2 separate regions of the Homo sapiens genome follow, and region 1 is linked to region 2. The links are chromatin contacts, found by Hi-C in ENCODE. All regions are on one chromosome and are shown on one strand. Each heading gives the region's core, a stretch centred on a gene start or an enhancer-like site at or near the end of the contact. The rest is flanking DNA. Distances are from core to core; before and after follow the strand shown.

Region 1 (3,411 bases), core at 360-2,859, 9.3 Mb after region 2:
AAGTATTCCAGGGCTAGCCATCACATAAGATTTTTGGAAAAAAAAAAGTCATCTGACAGCAAGAGAAAGATTTTGTCAAGTGCTGATAATACAGTCCTAAGAAGGTGGATCTAATTGGAACCTGTCATTTCTTCCTCTGTGATTCTATCTTGCTTTTCCACTTTCCCTTTCTTAAGGCAGAATGTCCCTTCCACCAATATCCCCAGAGAGAAGTAAGGTGTTTGAATGCAGTTGTGTTTCTCAACTTTTAAAGTACGATAAAGAGTCCTAATCGGCTACTTATGTGGACCAAATGAAATAATGCGAACACAGTAAGACACAACAAATACAAGGAATTATTCAATAATTCATACAGAAGCTTCCAGCCTTAAGCTTATATCACAAAGGCTATAAAACAGGCTATAAAACAGACTAAAGTCTGAAAGCGCCCAAAACTAAGATGAAATTTTGATGCTTTTCTGTAGTGTCCATCAATCTACTTGTTTCAAAGATTTTTAAGTGGGAGATGAGAAGGGGAGATTTTTAAAAGTCAAGAAATGCAAAAGTGCAGTCAGCCAGAAGGCTCCTCACTGACTACCTTACTCGTCTCTGGAGAAAAACAGATGACTCAAATAGAACCAAGACCTAGTTCCAATGATCCACAACTCCTTGTTAAGACTGTACCAAAGAATTTCACCTGAGTCAAACAGGTGGGCAGGCAGCTCTAGCACTGATCTGACACAGTCATGTCCTTCCTTTCCGGTCATCTTCTTTGTGGGTTCGCAGAATTAAGTCTCTCGGATTCTCCATTCCGGTAATAATTAACTTGCTCCTAGGGGAAGATAGTACTTCTTCCCATGCCCCTTGAAATTCGAGCAAAAAATTCCATGTTTGACTAGCTACCCTTTCCTGGGGAAAAAGCCTATGCAAAGCTTTCATCTAATTATCATCCTAGGTCGGCTCGGTCTTTTTACACGTTGTAGACAGAGGCAGCATAACAGATAACAAGGACGCTGACGTCAGCCTACCTGTGATCGAATCCCGACTCAGCCATTAAGTTACCTCTGTGACTTAAATAGCCCAGGCAAGCTATTTAATCTATCTGAGCCTCAGAGTTTCCACCCGTAAAACAGGATTGAATGTGACGATAAGCAAATAACTGAAACACTGTCCAGGGCACAAGCGCTACGTGTACAGCGTCGGCATCATTGTCCTTACTAGTTTTAAGGATACCGACACCCGAGAGAGGAAAGACCACCCTCGCAAATCCACAATCAAGCGCTTGCTGCACGAAGGCGGGGTTGCAGGGCTCCCAGTACTCAACGTGAGGCCGGCGGGACCTCGGCCCCCGACTGCCGGCTCAGAGACCATCGGCTGACGCGCCGCAAGCCGAGGCGACTTCGGTCCAGCTCCGCCCGGCCGCGGGGCGCTAAGCCCGGGGAAGCCGCACCGGGCTCAAGACTCAGCGAGCGACGATGAAAGGAACCTGGAGTCCGATCTTACAAGTCACCGGTCGAAGCCACAGCCCGCTCTCAACTTACCGTTCGAGATGTAAACCATCTTGTCCCACTTCCCCGCTTCGGAGCCACCGGGCGCCTGGCCCCTGTCGGTTTCTGTATCTCCCTCTGCTCCCCGCCCTTCGAGCGTCACAGGCCGCGATTAGACAAAATGCTGACGAGGACGAAGGTGGGCAGAGCCCATTGGCTGCTGAAAGAGACGCGCCCCCGACGGGCGTTTTTGCATCGTCACATCTGCGACTTCTGGTTAGGCGGAGGCGGCCGAGCTGACAACCGGATATGACGTTAAGGACTGCCCTGTAGTGCCCGCGGTTGCCAGTCCTCTATCCGACTTGATCGTGCAGAGTTGGTTCGCACCGCCCAGTGAGGGGAAGCTGTTTTCTCGTCGATTGATAGGCTCCGGGTCTGGGTAGGAGAGGCTGCCCTGTATGAGGTAGCTTGAAGGGCCGCTGACAGGAGGAAACGCTTCCGAATTTTCCAGACGTGTTGACGTTTGAGGGTGCTGACTACACGTTAAGGAACTTTATTGTCACGCCTTTGGGAATATACTGCCAGGCTCTTCCTAGATATATTCATTCTCTTTAAAATGAGCATGTCTACCTGGGTTCACCAGAAACTAAGTTTTTCTTAGCCTTTTGTGAGGCAACTGAAAAATAAATTGAACTGTAGGCCCTTTCTCTGCTTGTTTCTTATTGATGGCGACTGCTTATGACCACTTTGGTGACAGACGAATTAGAAGACATGTCTTGGACATTCAGTAAATGTGGACCACATACCATGGATATTTACTCTGCTACAGCCAGTGGGCTGCCTCTGTTCCTTGAACGTGGCCATTTCATTCCCTTCTCAAGGCCTCTGCACTTAGCTATTCTTTCAGCGTGGAGACCTAATGGCTGCTTCCTTTGACTTCCCGCCCCCAGTTCTCAAGCCATGTGTCATCTCTTTGGAAAGATTCCTAATCACCTTCCAGAAAATGAAAATTACATGCTGAAAATCTATTTTGAGTTTAACAACTTTGGTTAAGATTTTATGTTCTAATACTTAGAACTGACAAAGATCTAATTTTATGTTGATTTTGGAGAGAGCATTTTCCCCAGAAAAGTTCATAATAGGACAAGACAACATCCTTCACCTCATTTGGGATTTGTGCAGCACAATCATAAAGGATCATTTCTGCAAAAATATTAGGGCAGGGCCGTTAATTTTCCCAAGGGCCTTTCTTAATCTAGACCATGCCACCATCATCTCTCACCTGCTCTACGCTAGTTTCCTTCTAAATGAAATCTCAGGTTCAGTCTTTTACCATCCTTAGGCAGTTTTACAAACTGTAGCAAGATCGATCTTAAAACGGAGATCATCTCGTTCCCTTGCCTAAAACCTTTTGGACACTAAAATTTAGTGACTTCCTATTGCTCTTAAAATCCAGTTCCTTGTCATGGCCTGCAGGCCCAAGGTGACTTGTCCTCTTGATTGCTCCTCTCACTGTACTTCCAGCCACATCTCCCCACCCAGATTATGCTCTGGCAACATTGTTGTTTTAGTTTATGAACACCCCCACCCAGATTATGCTCTGGCAACATTGTTGTTTTAGTTTGTGAACACCCCGGGTTTTACTGATACCTCCAGGACTCTGCCCATACTTGTCCCTCTACCTGGAACCCTCTTCCTCGGACTCCTTGCACATCCAGCTCATTTTATCCTTTAGCCCTCTGCTTAGTTGTCACCACTTCTGGGTGCCCTTCCCTGGCCACTCATCTCCGTGTTTATTTTCTTCATAGTAATTCACATTGTGAAACTGTCTGATAATTGATTTGTCTCTTGTCTTCAAGAAAATATAAGACGTAAGAGGTCAGGAATCCTGTCTGCCTTATTGTCTTTTATATCTTCAAGGTCTGTCATAGTTCTTGGCAAGTAG
Region 2 (3,541 bases), core at 230-2,729:
TCAGCAGTCAAGCTTACAGAGAATAACATTCCTGGAGCAATGTTGTGTACCCTGAGTGCTTCCCCCAGCTAATTTCTCGACTTTCTTTTATTAGGTATGACAAAAATGACCCAATTCTTATGATCAGCTTTCACATTTCTTAGCATTTACCACCACCTGACACATTTTTATATTTGTTTTCTGTTTATCCCACTAGAAATGTAAGCCCCATGAGAACAGAGACTTTACCTCTTTATCTATGTCCCTAGTGCCCAGAACAGTATTTGGCATATGGCAAGTACTCAGTAGTTGAATGAATGAATGAATCAAGGCTGAAGTTTAAGTATGTTGTTTAATGAATGCCAGGAGAGAACATAAAGAAATAAACAGAATAAGCCTGGCACGGTGGCTCACGCCTGTGATTCCAACACTTTAGAAGGCCAAGGTGGGGGTGGATCACCTGAGGTCAGGAGTTCAAGACCAGCCTGGCCAACATTGTGAAACCCCGTCTCTACTAAAAAAAAAAAAAAAAAAAAAAAATAGCCAGGCATGGTGGCACGTGCCTGTAATCCCAGCTGCTCAGGAGGCTGAGGCAGAAGAATCGCTTGAACCCGGGAGGTGGAGATTGCAGTGAGCCAAGATTGCGCCACTGCACTCCAGCCTGGGCAACAAGAGCAAAACTCCATCTCAAAAAAAAAAAAAAGACATAAACAGAATAACATGAACCTTGCTCATTGAATAAACATTCATCTACAACCTATATGGCTTCAGCTTTGTACTAGGTGCTAAATACATGGGATCCATGCAGACATGGCCTTTGCCCTTTTGGAGACTTGTTTCAGCCATAGTCCCATATAGGGGTGTCAGTTCCAGAAGTCCAAACTTAAGAGACTGAAGACCAAAGAGAGGATCAGAGTGCCAGTTTCCTTTATATACACCTGACTTTACCCAGGGCGATGGACAGCTAGAATAACCTCTTCTTTCAGGGGAGAGATGTCCCTACCATTTGCACATTACCTTGCACCATCAACTTGATTATTATTTAATATCATAGCTCCAATATGTCATCATGTGGGCAAGAGATACACCACAGTAAGCGAATTCACAAGAGGGTGATTTATAAGTCATGTTATTATTTATAGTGAGAATTGCATAAGTTCAAGAAGAGACCAGAAAAGTCACCTACCAGGTCATTCAGACGTGAAGGTCACTCCCTATCAACCTCAATTGAAATGCAAATCAAAATAGAAATGTCCAACTCTCTTAGGAGGCAACAGGCATCCTGAGACCCTGGGTCCTGTCTTTCATCTCTGCACCCTTCCGGTCTGAAACAGCGGCCAGTTCTTGTTCGATGTAAGGAACACTAGTACCCAAGGGCTCAGGAGTTCCGCCTCTCTTCCCCAGTTCTGGGAAAAGAAACGAACCATAGAGATGTGGCTTCCTAGAGATCCGGGATGAGGGGCGGGGTGCAACCGGAAGTCGCAGTATTCTCGGCTCGGCCATTATTCTGTGCCTCGGCTGCCGGAAGGGCTCGTTCCTGTGTCATCTCCTAGCGGCCTGGCGCCGAGGCGGCGGTACGCAAGGCTGGAGCCGCAGCGGGAGCCCCCGGTGAGCGGGGTGGGCTCGGGGGCGGGTGGGCGTGCAGGGAAGGCGGCCCGGGACGCGGGCCTGAGCTTGCTGGGACTGCACAGCCCTCGGTAGCCTCTCCCGGGCCCTGACCCCCGGCATGGTCCGTCGCCAGCTTCGTGTTGGGGTTCGACGTCGTGGCCTCGGCTGGGCAGGCAGCCGGCCCGAGGGAAGTACTGAGGACAGCAGCTCCGAGTCTGTGTGTGTTTGTGGACCGGTGCTCCTGTCTAACGGACTCTGCTGGCGCTTTGAGAAGAGCTGCCTCAGTAGCCTGCTCCCCCAGCTCAGGCCTTTCTGCTCTTCCTCAGTCTTGTCTGAGGCTAATCCACAGAAACATTCTGAGGTTTCCCTATTACCGGTGGCGCCCAGACTCTTGAGGACGGATTTTTTTGTTTGTTTGTTTTAAGGGGTGGAACGATTTTAGCTTTTTTAGTCTTTTAGTTTTGTAATATAATGGTATTTAAAAATCAAACTTGAAAAACTCAAACTTGAAACCACCCATACCAACATTACTTCAGGCAATACATTTTAACACAAAGTACTAAGACCGTAAACTCAGAATAAATGCTGGCCTTTGCGCGCGCGCGCGCACACACACACACACACACACACACACACACACACACTCATTGCCAACCTGTCAGCGACGATTGTTACTGGTTTTCTCTTTTTGCAGCTTACCAGATTAAAGCTTTGTCGTGGACTGGTGTTTGGAAACTGTTGTTTTAGAACAGTTTGGGTTGTTTGGGTTTCATAAGTTTCTTCGTAGATGGAATTGTTTTGGACTTCTGGAATTAGAATCCCTGAATTCAGAATTTGCTCCCATGTCTCAGTTAGCTAAGTGGCCTTGAGTGGATTCGCTCCTCTGATCCTTTTGTTTTTTTTAACTTCTGCTTTGAAAACCTTTTGTGAGAAGCTAATAAAATGTATGTTTAAGAATTTGTTATTTTTATGTTATTTGAAAATTATTCAAAATTCTTTTTAAAAATTCCTTTCCATCACCCCCAGATCAGTTACCAAGGACTACCAAGTTTTTCTCAATTGCCTTATCCCTACTTCGTTTAGAACTTAAGTCATGTGTTTAGACTATTAGAAAAACCTAACTGACCTTTCTTGATATCCAGCCCTCCCACCCCCACCATTTCTCACTAATAGAGTCCTGACACCACTTAAGACTCTCTTCATGCTCAGAGTGAAAAAGGTCTTTCTAATTGTGGTACAGTACCCAGAAGTCGTAAAAGATTGACTGCATGGCAAAAAACACTTTAAGCAAAGTCACATGGCATATATAGTCACAAAGACACTTGACAAACTGAGAAAAATTTGCAGCTGCCATTGTAAACAAAGGACTAATTTTCCTGTGATAAAAGTGTGTACAAATTAACAAGACCCAACACCTCAATGGAAACATGGGCAAAATATATGAATAGTTACTTTAAAAAATATACAAATGACTCTATATTAATTCGTTCAAAATGCAAGTCAAAAATTTGGCGAAGAGCACAAACTTTGAGAAACATATTGGTGAAAGTGAGGAAAGGCACTCCCATACAGCTGTTTCTGATGGGAGTATAAATTATAAATTGGTTCAATCCTAGTGAGGTCAAATTGGCAATATCAAAATTATACATGTATATACCTTTTAACTCAGCAATTCTGATTCAAGGAATTTTTCTTATATATGCCTACACACATCCAAACTGATGTATGCCCAAGATTATTCATGATTATATTGTTGGTAATAAGAAATGATTGAAAACTACCCAAACATTCCATCAGTGCTGGCATGAATAAATTATGATACATCTATGCATCCATAAAAATGCGGAGAGGGGCTGTGTATTGACAGGAAAGATCTCTAAGACATATTATTGAGAAGAGGAAAATGTACCACGTCATTCATGGTGTCCTACCATTTGTGAAAAAAAGGGAACTA

The links. A loop is a pair of places that touch in the nucleus more often than their neighbours do. Pooled maps may share reads with other maps.
Region 1: a pooled map shows a loop between it and region 2 (4-fold over the local background). The contact joins the promoter of SELENOK here to the promoter of ZNF197 in region 2. A Hi-C loop is called at or near these places in 3 of 50 pooled maps.

What each region holds. Positions count from the first base shown.
Region 1 is chr3:53,890,250-53,893,660 of GRCh38, forward strand. SELENOK (selenoprotein K) reads right to left here and starts at 1,610. Exons shown (of 5, transcript NM_021237.5): 1 at 1,521-1,610. The coding sequence starts at 1,539. RefSeq lists enhancers at 798-1,698, 1,589-1,888.
Region 2 is chr3:44,623,557-44,627,097 of GRCh38, forward strand. It overlaps ZNF197 (zinc finger protein 197), which reads left to right and starts at 1,480. Exons shown (of 6, transcript NM_006991.5): 1 at 1,480-1,587. The region is part of intron 2 of ZNF660-ZNF197 (ZNF660-ZNF197 readthrough); the gene reads left to right. The region is part of intron 2 of ZKSCAN7-AS1 (ZKSCAN7 ZNF cluster antisense RNA 1); the gene reads right to left. It overlaps ZNF197-AS1 (ZNF197 antisense RNA 1), which reads right to left and starts at 1,241. Exons shown (of 2, transcript NR_046658.1): 1 at 1,166-1,241. RefSeq lists a silencer at 1,484-1,833 and an enhancer at 1,813-2,315.